Linked DNA regions of Homo sapiens: region 1 is linked to region 2. A link is an interaction called in ENCODE POLR2A ChIA-PET data of the cell type or tissue named here. Cell type or tissue: PC-9. All regions are shown on one strand. Links, peaks and the distances in the headings refer to the core of each region. The heading gives the core; the rest is flanking DNA.

What was found. Peaks named below come from ENCODE experiments on the same cell type or tissue, not always from the same donor. Only the 100,000 strongest peaks of a DNase experiment are listed, where the experiment ranks them.
Region 1: POLR2A ChIA-PET joins it to region 2 with 5 read pairs; 2 of 35 experiments call an interaction of 5 or more read pairs at or near these places.

The regions. Positions count from the first base shown.
Region 1 is chr15:78,004,560-78,011,279 of GRCh38, forward strand. TBC1D2B (TBC1 domain family member 2B) reads right to left here. Exons shown (of 13, transcript NM_144572.2): 10 at 4,438-4,555. Among named protein-coding and RNA genes, the nearest start is that of TBC1D2B, 70 kb to the right of the region's middle. In PC-9, for the core only: no CTCF peak of the experiment used is centred there; DNase peaks (open chromatin) are centred at 3,822 and 4,122; H3K27ac peaks cover 1,712 bases.
Region 2 is chr15:78,688,911-78,695,630 of GRCh38, forward strand. It overlaps LOC105370913 (a long non-coding RNA gene), which reads right to left. Exons shown (of 3, transcript XR_932509.2): 3 at 3,666-3,984. Among named protein-coding and RNA genes, the nearest start is that of CHRNB4, 51 kb to the left of the region's middle. In PC-9, for the core only: no CTCF peak of the experiment used is centred there; no DNase peak of the experiment used is centred there.

The DNA of each region.
Region 1 (6,720 bases), core at 1,182-6,181, 680 kb before region 2:
CCCACTCCACGTGAACCGGTATGCACGTGTACAAAACAGAAACAAATGTTTCACAAAACAATACTTAATCTCACACAGTGGACTACACTTTGATGCTTTTAATTCTAATCAATTGGACAATTGGATTTTATGGGAAAAAAATAAAAATAAAAACCTAGTACCAACCTACTAAACCAATTTCTCTATCCATAGTGTAAAAAACAACTATAGTCATCCCTTGGTGTATACACAAAAAGCTGGCCCTCCGTATAAGAGGGTTTCACATCCTGTGAATACTGTATTTTCAATCTGTGTGTAGTTGAAAAAATCCACATGTAAGTGGACCCATGCAGTTCAAACCCACGTTGTTCAAGGGTTAACTGTACATATTTTCCTATACTTCATGCCCAGCCAGGAGCTGCCTTTCAGGAGCTGTAAAGTGGCAAGGGAGATGGACGGCTCACTGTAAGACCAGCTAATGATGATGTAATTCATTCAGCCTGGAGTATCCAGCTGCAGACGTCCAAGAGGGAGGGGCATATCAGCTGGCCCTGACATGGGAGAAGATCCTTGTACACATCTCTTCTCCCAACTAGGAGGCAGACTGTGCCTCACTCTTAAGGCTGCTCGGGTGCTTGGCGGAGGGCTGGTGTGGAGCAGGCTGCCAGGAAACGCTTGCTCTGGCCTCTGTTCAAGCTCCCTCCTCCACTGAGCTCTGGAGGACATGGAATGACTGTGTCATTCATCTCTGTGTCCTCAGCACCTAGCAAGGTCCTGGCACAGAACATGCACTCAAAGCATGGAATGAATGGAAAAGCTGACAAGCATGTGGACTGCAGTAGCAGTGGGCACGGGGCTCGGGCACTTGGTTCTGGCAGGAGGCAGTTTGACAGTGATTGGCAAAGCCCAGTGCTCAGGGTTGACAGCACACTCAAAGCTATCCGCATTTTAAGAGCCACCTTACGCAATGGCCATCGATAAGTGGGAGGATAATTAAACACATTCTAGCACCCACCTGATGGAATATTAGGCCACCAAATAGGATGGGTACACAGTATAAAATGACATGGGAAAATGCTCATGCTATAATGTGAACAAGCCAGGATACACTGTGCTCTCAATTTGGATACCTATGTGAACTAGGGGGAGAAAAGCAAAAGGAAATACATCAAAATGCTAACCACGGTTCTCCAGTTGGTAGAATAACAGGCAATTTTCATTTTCTTCTTAACATCTTTCTATACTGCCTGACTTCTGTTTAGTGATCATCTATTACTTGTATAGTCAGGGGGGAAAAAGTCTCCTTAGATTTTACATTTATGTTTATGTGACAATGTGATGCAAATTTTATCTTAAATCCAGACATTTAAAATAGGTCTTCCCCTATAACAATACTACCAACTTTTATTGAGTTTTTACAATGTTCTAAGCATTACATTCAACTTTTTTTAATGCATCATCTCAATTCAACCTCAAAAGTCTATGTGAGGGGGGTATTACTCTCATCTTACATATGGGGAAACTGAGGCACAGAGATGTTAAATGATGTGTCCAAGCTCCACAGCTCACAGGAGGTAGGGCCTGGGTTGTGATCTACTACATGTGACCCTCCCCCCAAGTTCCTAACCAATGTGCTTGACCACACCTCAATGGAATTAAGAAAGATCAATGCTTCATTTTTCTTATTCTGAAACATTGAGTCATTTGATATTTTAAATTTGAGTCTTTGAAAGCTATTAGCTTTCAGGTGCCCATGAACACACAAAACTTTCTTTACTGACCCTCTAATCCCACCCGACTGACTGCTGCCTCTTCCTGTTGCTGTTCATTTCCTACACACCAACGCAACAGAACAATACATTTCTTGGGTAATTAGCAAGTGAAGCAATCACAGGGAGACCAGATGAGCTTCTCCTGGGATCCACTGACATCTGAGAAACTGGGACAGGGACCTGAAGGGGGCAGCTGTGGCGAAAGCCCACCCTCTGGGAAGGTGAGAGCTCCAGCTCTCTTGCCATCCTCCTGTGATGTTCTAGGAGGCCGTGGGCACAGACAGGCAAGTTTAGGCCCAGAGTTGCAGAGGCCTGAGTTCAAACCCCAGCTCAGCCCCTCATCGGTGGCACCTCAGGCAAATTGCTTATTAGTGTCTTCGGCTCCCAGTTTTCTCCCAAGTCAAATAGGGATACTGATGGCTCAAGCGTGCAGGCTCTGTGCAGTTGTACAGCTGCTGGCACGGGGCCAGGGCTCAGTAAATGCCAACTCTCTTTCCCTGGTCAAAGAGTAGCTCATGTAAGTTCAAACATTTACTGTGTGGGGTGCCAGGCATACAGGAAAAGGAAAAAGAAAGAAAAAGGAAAGACAGGGCCGTGGCCCTCAGGTACCACTGACTAGCTGGAGGACAAGCAGGCACACAAGGATGATCCAATCAGGTGGCCACTGTCCTGGAGGCCTGCACCCGAGCAGCGGGAACAGCAGCAGGGGCCCGTGCCTGCCTTGGGGCGGGAAGGACCACTCACAAAGGAGATGGCCTGTGTGCTAAGGCTGCACAGGAGCTTCCCAGGGAGATGAGCGATGGGATGTTGTTCCAGTAGAGGGATTATGTAGGAGAGTACCCAGAGGATGGGCATGCCCAGAGAACACACGCCCCATCAGCGGGCAGGAAGGAGGGCCCTGGCAGCGTTCGAAGGCATCTTTACCCTGAGGAGCCCCAGACAACAGCAGCAGAGGGATGAGACTGAATACCTGAGTGAGACAGAGGTTAAACTGGAGCTGTGGGTGAGTGGCAGCAGGAAGAAAGGAGAGAGGCAACTGCAGTGATGGAGACAGGCCGGTGGCCCCACTGTGGTGAAAGGGACAAAAAGGGGACACAGATGTAAGCTTCCAGGCAGGCGGCAGCACTAGAAATGGTGACGACAGGGATACAGGGGAAGGAGGCAGGAGTCCAGGATGGCTTGAGTTTCCAGCCTGGGGAGCTAGAGATGTGAGGAGCACAGGCGGGAACAGGAGGCAATAATGAGGACCCTCCCTCCAAAGGCAGAAATGCGAATGCAAAGAACACTTGCTCAGGGTCCAGCCAGGAAAACAGAAATCCCTCTAAATATGTGTCACAGAGTGAATGTCATCCAGGGGCTGGCCACACTGGTGAGAGAAAAGCTGAGAAGCCAAACAGCTGACAGTGAGGCAGCCCAGAGTTATAGCAAGGGCAGAAAGCCACCCTGCAGGGGAGCAATGAAGGGAGCCGGTGGGGTCAGCTGTTGGCACAGAGGACCCACCGGACAGGAGCTGGGCACAGAGGAGACAAAGCCACCTTCAGAGGCAGTGCCCGAGATGGGGAGAGGGAAAACCCCTTCAGTCCCTCCTGTCACCCTTCAGTCTCCTGCCAGCACCTCCCGCTGGCCTGCAGGGCCAGGCCTTGCAACACCAAGTGGTGCAGGAGAAGGGCAAGGAGAGGCTGTGAGCAGGCAGGCCAGGCGGGGGCACAGACCTGGAGAAGAGACACGAGACAGGGCAGGCACACACGGGGACAGCTGTGGCTAAGAGAGAAGCTGCCTGAGTCTGGGCCACATGCGAAGGGCCGGCTTACGGGGAAGCCAGTGCTGGCAGCAGCCCCAGCCCAGCCTAGGGATGATTCAAGGGCCAAGGATCTGGTCCAGGGCCAGGACTGTCCCAAGCAAAGGCAGAAACACTGGGCTCTCCCAGCCCTTATCACTCTGCCCTGGCCCCTGGCGTCAGACTCCAGGTGTGGATGGCATGAAATGCGCCACTCAGACTCCCACTGCAGGAGGTGACTGCAGGCCCCACTGCTGCCCCTCTGGTGCATCACCACGTTCATTCCCAGCAGCAGGGCATGGGTGCGGCAGCGGCAGGAATGCAGCCCATCTGTGGAGGCAGGTGCCTTGGTCACTGCCCTTGGCTTGAGGGCTCCCCACTGGCCCTGCCCAGACTTCCTCAGGACTGCATGGTGGTCACTGCACAGGGTCTGGGACTCTCCTCCCCATCCTCCTCCCTTCCTGGGGCTGGAACTTCTCTGTCCCTTGTCCTCCACAGGGGCTTCCCCCCGCCGAAGTCTCTGGTTTGTCTCATTCCAGCCTGACATTGCTTCTTGAGAGCCTGAGCTAACACACCAGTCACCCAAGCACACCTGGATTATGACTCAGCCCACTGGTAGGCCTGTGTCCGGGGAAGACAGTGCAGAGCAGTGAACACAATGTTAGGCCTGCAGGACGGGTCTGTCTCTGCTGGTTCGCAGGGGGCTGAATGAGCCCAACTCGGCCTCAGTCACAAACAGCAGGCCATGACTGGGGACAGCCTCTGAGATGTGGCCTGCTGTCTTCAGGAATCAGTCTCTGAAGTCACATACACAAAGCAACCCCTCACCCTGACCGCAGGTTTAATTCAGGTCACATTTCAGCTGCAATTCTAAAAGTGGTGACTAAAACACAGAATTTTCAGAACTACCTGGGATCCTAAAAGAGTCTTTGTATAATAGTCTCGAGGCATGAAAACTTCCACTATGGTAACGAGACACCAGAAAGCATCTTCTTGTTCCAGGTACAGGAGGGCCACTGCCACCAACCTACAAGCAAAGGGAGGACAAGATGAGAGCCCAGGCACAGACAGCTGCTACTACAGTCTCCACAGAGACCATCTGCTTTAAGCCACTTTTTCTCTCATGGCCAAAATTATTTCTAGTTCTCCAATAAAGAATAATAAGGACCTGGCTTAATGGCTCACGCCTATTATACTAGCACTCTGGGAGGCCAAGACAGGAAGATCACTTGAGGCTAGGAGTTTAAGACCAGCCTGGGCAACATAGCAAGACTCCATCTCTAAAAAAACAAAAAACCAAAAATCAGCCAGGAGTAGCGACGCACACCTGTAGTCCTAGCTACCCAGTAGGCTGAGGCAGGAGGATCACTTGAGCCCAGGAGGTGGAGGCTACAGTGAATGATAATCGCACTACTGCACTCCAGCCTGTGCAACAGAACAAGACCTTGTCTCATTAAAAAAAAAAAAGGAGGGGGTGCATTTCCTAAAATTTGAGAAGCAAAGCTACTTTTCCCCACTTTCATTTGGTTTTTGTTCAAAGATGAAATTGTTTCCCAATGATCAGCCAGCCTCATTAAAAAAAAGTTTTCATTATAAGATTTTTGCGGCTGGGCGCAATGGCTCACGCCTGTAATCCCAGCACTTTGGGAGGCCGAGGCGGGCAGATCACGAGGTCAGGAGATTGAGACCATCCTGGCTGACACGGTGAAACCCTGTCTCTACTAAAGATACAAAAAAATTAGCCAGGCGCGGTGGCGGGCGCCTGTAGTCCAAGCTACCTGGGAGGCTGAGGCAGGAGAATGGCGTGAACCCGGGAGGCAGAGCTTGCAGTGAGCCGAGATAGCTCCACTGCACTCCGGCCTGGGCGAGAGAGCCAGACTCCGTCTCAAAAAAAAAAAAAAAAAAAGATTTTTGCAAATGCAGCTGATTCTTTGAGTTCATCAAGAAGTTCCAAATAACCCTTTTATGCACAAAAATTCCAGATGTGAATGTAAGTAACAAAGAATACAGAATGGTTTAAAACAGCTTTCCCAACACCATCCTGCTTCCAGGCTGAAGGAATAAAATGGGCTGCAGATGAGGGCACCCCAAAGGAGCTAACAGCGCTGTGCCCACTGCATGCACAGCAGGGGAAGAGGACCATGTGTCTCACTTGCTTTGTTGTTCATAACGGAAACTGGGGTCAGCTATTTACATGCTGTCACTAATCAATAGCCCTGGTATGGCTCCAAGCGGGAATCTGGAGCAGCAGGATGGAAAGGAAGAGGTGAGAGAAAGGCCTCCCTCTACTCAGCTGAAATCCAAAACTTCTGCCCATCACACGAAGCTTATAAGCAACACTCATGGGAAAATCCCTGAAGCCATTTCTCAGAATATTTTTCTTAGATAAAACTATAATGAACTCATCTCAAATTAAATGGAAAAAAAGTCCAGGAAGGGGATGTCTCAAGTATGCAGGGATGGGATGGAAAGGAGAATGGTGACCACTGGCAGAGACAGAGGAGAGAAAAACAAGACACGCAAGCAGAGACACCAAATTGAGAGACAGGACTCGATGGCGCCAGGAGAAGGGGTAGAGAGTCTGAAAGCGACAGAGCCTTTGAGGACATCACTTAAATTCACCAATATTCCAGATGACAGGTCTGAATCACCATCATCTAGACAAGGCTACAGTTGTCCTTCTAAAGTTCTGGGTGCTCAGAAGCCATGAACATGTACCAAATACTGTGAAGAAAAAAATCCCAAAGAATTACAATTCAGAGGTTTTAACGGTGGTGAGGGCGGAAGTGTAGACAGAAAGCTTCAATTATCTGGAAGTGTCATTTATGTAGGAAAAAACTGATTCCATGACAATGCCAGATAAATGGAGCATTACTGTACCCCAAACAGGCATACTCAAGTCCTCACCAGGACCCTGAGTTTCACGGGTTTCCAGCTTCCAGGAATTTTTAGATTGAGTATGCAATGTGAATGGTGGCTTTAAGCAAAACAAAACTGCTTTATTAGGCAGGATCCTACTTACAGGCTTTTTAAAAGTGGAGACTGTCTAGGAGTAGCTATAGTCCCTTTCACCTTCTGAGGGCACATAGAGAGGCTGCCCTATCCTCACCACCACAGAGACAATGACTTACTGAAAACCATTTGGTTTCAGGTCTTAACCAAATAACATTCCAGCTTAAAATCCTTTCTTCC
Region 2 (6,720 bases), core at 1,088-6,087:
ACACAAGTGTGTGCCATCACACCCGACTAATTTTTTTGCTTTTGTAGAGATGTGGTCTCACTATGTTGCCCAGGCTGGTCTCAAACTCCTGAGCTCAAGCCATCCTTCTGCCTGAGCTTCCCAAAGTGCTGGGATTGCAGGTGTGAGCCACTGTGCCTGGTGGCTCACACATTAAGTATTCTTAATAATATGTCTTGCAGATTGTTTTGTATCATTATATCTAGAGCTATCTCACTCAACAACTGCATATAATCCCACTGCATGAATGTATCATGATTTATTTATCTGGTCATTATAAGTAGACATTTAGGTTGTTTTTAATCTTTTTCAGTTATGAACAGCTCTATAGTGAATGTTCTTTTCATTTTTTGTTGTTTTTGAGATGGAGTTTCACTCTGTCGCCCAGGCTGGGGTGCAGTGGCATGATCTCAGCTTGCTGCAACTTTTGCCTCCTGGGTTCAAGCGATTCTCCTGCCTCAGCCTCCTGAGTTGCTGGGACTACAGGTGCGTGCCACCACTCCCAGCTAATTTTTTATTTTTAGTAGAGACGGGGTTTCACCATGTTGGCCAGGCTGGTCTCGAACTCCTGACCTCAGGTCATCTGCCCACCTTAGCCTCCCAAAGTGCTGGGATTACAGGTGTGAGCCACTGCGCCTGGCCTCTTGTCATGTTTTTAAGATTAGTTCTTAAAGCCAGTGTAGTAGAAGATGAAGCATGTTTCTCACCCTCTCCATGTTGGACTGCATTTTTCAGGGAAATTGTGCTATCTGGAGAACCATATTTGGCTCAGAGGATCAGGAGTGCTTGGATCCTACCCTGGTCTAACTCCTCCCTTCCCCACATCTGGGCCAATGAGAGATGGAGGAAAAAAAGCAAGGAACAACTCATTCTTGGGCTGAAAGCCTAAGGATGTGGTCATTGGAGGACAAAAAGCAAGGAACAACTCATTCTTAGAGGGGCTGAAAGCCTAAGGCCATGCTCATTGGAGGACAACCCTTCCTCTAACCCAGAGTTTCTCTTTGACTTTTTTCTTTTCTTTTTTTTTTTTTGAGACTTAAGTCTTGCTTTGTCACCCAGGCTGGAGTGCAAGGGTGCAATCTCAGCTCACTGCAATCTCCGGCTCTCGGGTTCAAGTGATTCTTGTACCTCAGCCTCCTAGGTAGCTGGGACTATGGGCACCTGCCACCACACTTGGCTAATTTTTGTATTTTTGGTAGAGATGGGGTTTTACCATGTTGGCCAGGCTGGTCTCAAACTCTTGACCTCAGGTGATTTGCCTGCCTCAGCCTCCCAAAGTGCTGGGATTACAGGCATGAGCCACCGCACCTGGCCTCTCTGACATTTTGGACTAGATAGACCTTTTTTCTATCTAGTTCTTTACCTCAATGTAGAGGTCACAATGTCAGGCTAAGGCTTTCTAATAAAGCTTCTGGTTGTCATGTAGTGGGAGAGAGGAGAGCTGAAATCAGTATTGTGAGATATGGCTGAAATGTCTGCTGTAGCTCCAGGTGAGAGAGGCCCAAGACCTAGCATGGGAACAAAACCTCCCAAGATCTGGCAAGCCAAGCAAGTTTCTGCTTTCTTGATGTTCCTCTCTGATGCATAAAGATCACAGCTTTTGCCAGCCAAGGTGGCTCATGCCTGTAATCCCAGTACTTTGGGAGGCTGGGGCAGGAGGATTGCTTGAGCCCAGGAGTTTTGGACCAACCTGGGCAACATGGCTAGACCCCATCTCTACAGTAAAAAAATACAAAAATTAGCCAGGCATGATGGCGTGCACCTATAGTCCCAGCTACTCGGGAGGGTGAGGTGGGAGGATTGCTTGATCCTGGGAGGCAGAAGTTGCGGTGAGCTGAGATCACACCACTGCACTCCAGCCTGGGAGACAAAGTGAGACCCTGTCTCAACAAAACAAAAGAAAACACCTTTGAAAAGAGATGGGGTAAAAAAGATCACAGAACAAAGAGTTAAAAAAAAAAAACAGATTGTTCTTTAATTAAGAACAACTAGGGCTGGGCAGAATTGAAGCTGTTTCCCCTGCCAGATGATTGGACACCTTGCCTTTTAGGAGCAGGGTCTGGATGGGAGTGGGGGAAAAGCTTCCTTCAAAACCAACTTTCAGAGAGTTGGATGCTTTTTGGAGAGGACTGAATTTGGATTAGGCATTCATATTTATTTCTGCCCTTTGCAGTCATGTCATGCAAGCTAAATCGTTTCTTAAAACCAGTATTTCCACCCCTTCCAAAAGGAACTTTATCATGTAAACTGAGCGCCTGCAATCCAACCCTATAATGACTTGATTCGTCCTGGGAAAGCTCCTGCCTTTAATCCTTTTCTCCCTCATCTCCTGGTGCCAGGAAGGGCCCCCACAGGACCCTCCCAGGTCTGGAGGTGTTCCTCACTGTCACTCTCTCCTCCTCACATCACCTGCTGGCCCCGAGGCCTTCTCAGTGATGGGGAGGGTTTGGCTAGAGCCTTAGCGGGAGGAAGCCAGGAGATGCTTCCCTAGGTCAATCCCTGGGCAGGCCCCACTTCCTTCATTTCCTCATTCGTTCATCCAGTTAACACATGCTTAGTGCTTCTCATATGCCAAGCACTGTGCTCTGCACTTCACTCTGTGAGCTCTGATAATAGGGACTAGTATTAGTTTTCATTTATGGATGAGGAAATCAAGGCTCAGAGGGGTTAAGTCACTTGCCTGAGACCACATGGTTAATGAGTGGCTTTGCTGTACTGGGGACCTAGAGTCTGAATCCAGCCAAGCGACTTCCAATGCCAAGCTCACACCAGATCCACACTCGGAGCAGAGGAAGCCACATTGCAGCGGAAAACAAGGGCTTCCTGGAAGTGGTATGTGGCCTGAGGCCAGGAAAGACCAGGCTGGGAGAGGGCTACTGACTGCTTACTGTAATCAGCTTCAGATTTTCGGCATCAACAAGGCAGAACCCCAGTGAGACAGGCCAGGGTGACAGGAGGCTCTTTGGTGACCCTGGATGGGCTCTGCTCATGGGGATTTGATCCCACCATTAGTTTTTGAGCTCTTGCCACATGCCAGACACAGGCCCTGCCCCAGGAATCCCACATATTATCATGTGCCATGGCCTGGGTCTCGGCTATGGCTTCAGTGGCTCATGTTCCCCTCTTCCTGGACACCCATCTTGGACGATCCTACAGCCTCAGGCCAAGGCATCCCCAGAATCCCCCCAAGCTTCTGGGCCCCTGCCTGGCAAGACTGATGCTGATCAGAGTCCTGCCCCATCCCCCTGCTCCCAGTCCAGGCCAGGGATGGCTTCTATTTACCTGGGTCTTCCCCGAGCTCAGCTGAGCTCCAGCTCATAGTGAATCACATGTTGGGAATCAGCTGAGAGCTGGCCCTGAAGATCCCTGAATAATGCATCAAAGCCCTTCTCCCCTGCAGAGCCATTAGGGTGGGGGTGAGGGGGATAATGCAGAGGAGTCAGTGTGTTTCCCACCCCAGGAAGAATACTAGGGTTCCAAAGGCCTTTGCCCTGGTGTGCATGGGCTTGAGACTCAAAGGTCCACAGGACTGGGTGACCCAGTACATAGGTAAACCAAGGCGGGTTTCGGATGACTACAAAACCAGTACATCCTCCAAAAGAGGGCAAAGGAGGTTCAGCTTCCAAATATTCAGACTTTTGCCATTGGAAACTTTAAGAAAACAAAACAACATTTTATTTTTAGCATCCATATAAAAGTTGTATTGCATGGTTTATGGTTTTGTTTTTATTTTGAATTTTCTCCCCTGTGCAGAAGCACCAAAGCATCTTCAGTGCTAAGACCTGGAAAAGTCGAAGTCCCTCCTGGAGATCCAGTCACACCACAGGAGAGCAGAGCTGGGGGTGCCTGCTGAGTTCACTCCATCCACCCCACCCCACTCCCAGAACCGTACAGGCTGAGCAGTCCAGGCCAATTCAGGTACCCTCTTCTGGCTCTATGAAGAAAGTCTAGGAAGGGAGTGGAGAGCTGCAGAGAAGAAAGAGGGAGGGGATCAGAAGGAGGAGGAGGAGCAAGAGGAGGAAGGGGAGGGGGAGGGGGAACAGAGTGCCAGACTGACAGAAATTTTTGCACCTCCTGGCATCCTGTTCCCACCCTGGGCCTAACTGAGCCTTCCCAGGTGCTATGCACTGAATGTTTGTATCCTGCATGATGAAATTAATGCCCTTATAGGAAGAAACACGAGCAAGTAGGCCTTCTCTCTCTCTCTTTGCCGTGTGAGGATATAGCAAGGAGGTTCCATAGGAGAAACCAAGAAAAGAGTCCTCACCCAACCCAAACCATGCTGGCAGCCTGATCTCCAACTTCCCAGCCTCTAGAACTATGAAAAATAAATGACTGTCTAAGCCACCTAGTAATTTGTTATAGCAGCCTGAGCTGACTAAGGCACCAGATCACTATGTGACTTGGCTGCCTACTCTCTCTCTTTGCTGTCCAGACTCTGGGGACCCTGGTTCTCTGCCCTTTCTCTAGCTCTCCTTCTCTGTGTGCCATCCTTCTCGCAGTCTGCAGCCTCTGCTGATCCTTAGTCCACTGCTCTTGGGCATCTCTTCCACCTGTGACCACTCTCTCCTCATTCCCTCTGGGATGAGCTCACTCCCCTTTGGTACCAATTACTATCTATGGCTGTGGGTCTTGACCTTGGATAGACTCTCCAGGGACTCTGAGTGATTGGTCTGGGTGCAGCCTGGCCATAGGGCATTCTGAAAGCTCCCCAGGCCATTCTAATATAGACCACTGGACAGTAAAGGGTTAGTTTGCTCAGCAGCCTTGGGTCACTCCAACCCTGCACATTCCAAAAAGAGGATTGGCCCTTGACCACATCTGGGGAGATAACTTTAGAATATTCTGCCTTTTATTTATTTATTTATTTTTTTTTTTGAGGTGGATTCTCACTCCATTGCCCAGGCTGGAGTGCAGCGGCACGATCTGGGCTCACTGCAAACTCTGCCTCCTGGGTTCAAGCGATTCTCCTGTCTCAGGTTCCCGAGTAGCTGGGATTGCAGGCACCCACCACCAGGCCTGGCTAATTTTTTTCTATTTTTAGTAGAGACGGGGTTTCGCCATGTTGGCCAGGCTAGTCTCGAACTCCTGACCTCAGTTGATCCACCTGCCTCGGCCTCCCAAAGTGTTGGGATTACAGGCGTGAGCCACCATGCCCACACCTGGCTGAATATTCTGCCTTGTAAGAATGTTTTTGTATGCCTGAGACTTTGGGCCTTGGTGTATCAATACGACTTCTTTAAGGACTGAAGCCTGAGTAGCTGGGGTCAGTCACCCAGGAGCTGCATGCCTGCATGACTGACCCCCCAAGAAAAACCTTGAACACTAAGGCTTGCCTGGGTGGGCTTCCCAGGTAGACAACACTTAGCATGTGCTGTCACACATCATTGCTGGGAGAATTAACCACTGTCTGTGCAACTCCACTGGGAAAGCATAACTGGAAGCTGGTGCCTGGTTTCTCCTAGACTTTGTCCCTTTTCCCTTTGCGGATTCTAATCTGTATCTTTTCCCTGTAATGAACCATGACCAAGGGTATAATGGCTTTTCTAAGTCCTTTGCATCCTTATAACAAATCATTGAGCCCATGGCTGGTCTTAGGGATCCTCTACACGACCACCAAGACCAGGAACACTGAGCTGCAGTATACACATTGCTGAGCCCCACTCCAGAGATTCTGATTCAGTGCACCTGGGGTGGGCTTAGCAGCCTGCCTGGTTAGTAAGTTCCCCAACACTCTGCTCTGCTCCCATTCAGTGAATACAGGCTGCATGGCTGCCTGTCCCCTCTCCCTACCCTCTAAAGGCCAGTCACCCAGTCCTCTCAACCATCTCCACAGTCTCATCTCTTCCTTCTTACCCTCCTCTTTGCTTCATCCCCCAGTTTCATTCCACTCGCCACACTGTAGCCAAATTAAAATCTGAGTCTGGCGTTTCCCTTTGGGAAGGTGCTCAGTAGCTACGTACATGTGTTCCAAACTCTTGGTGGCATTCAGGGTCTTTCTTGGCCTTTTCAGCCTCCCCTCTAACCACAACACATACTGTCCCTTCCAGCCTTGGGGAATTCCTTGCAGCCTCAGAATAGGAGGCCTCCTCCATCTGCAGTGCCCTTTGCCCCCCTCTCTACATCCTCTCCTAGTCTACTCACCAGCCTGGATTGCAATTGCTCATTTGCTTACCTGACCCCCCCTCTCTATGCCAGAACCTGGCAGCTTCATACAAGTCCCTTAATAACTATATGTTCAATGAATGAATGAATGAATGAATGAATGAATGAATGAATGAGAGTCTTGTTCATCTGAGTTCCCAAGGCCCAGCATGGTGCTTGGCACATGATAGGTTCAAATAAATGAGAGATGAATGAACAGCTTTTGCACCCCACCCTCAAGCCCACCTCCCTTCCTTTGTCTCCCCTCCTTTCTGTCATTCTCCTTTATCACTGAGGGTCCTTTTTTGGTTATACTCTGATTCTGCTACCCAGGGGCACTTCTGTGGAAAGCCTCAGCTGCCTCCTGATTGGTCCTTTTACCTCCAGCCCCAGCAGATAAGGAACTGAGAGCTTGCAGGGGGCAGCTGAGGAAGACTGCAAATCAGTGTCAAATATCTATGTAGAGCTGAACTTGATTTGAACCTCCCATAAGCCCAGGGAGGGTGGCAATATTCTCATCAATTTACAGATGAGGAAACTGAGGTTCAGAGAGGTTGA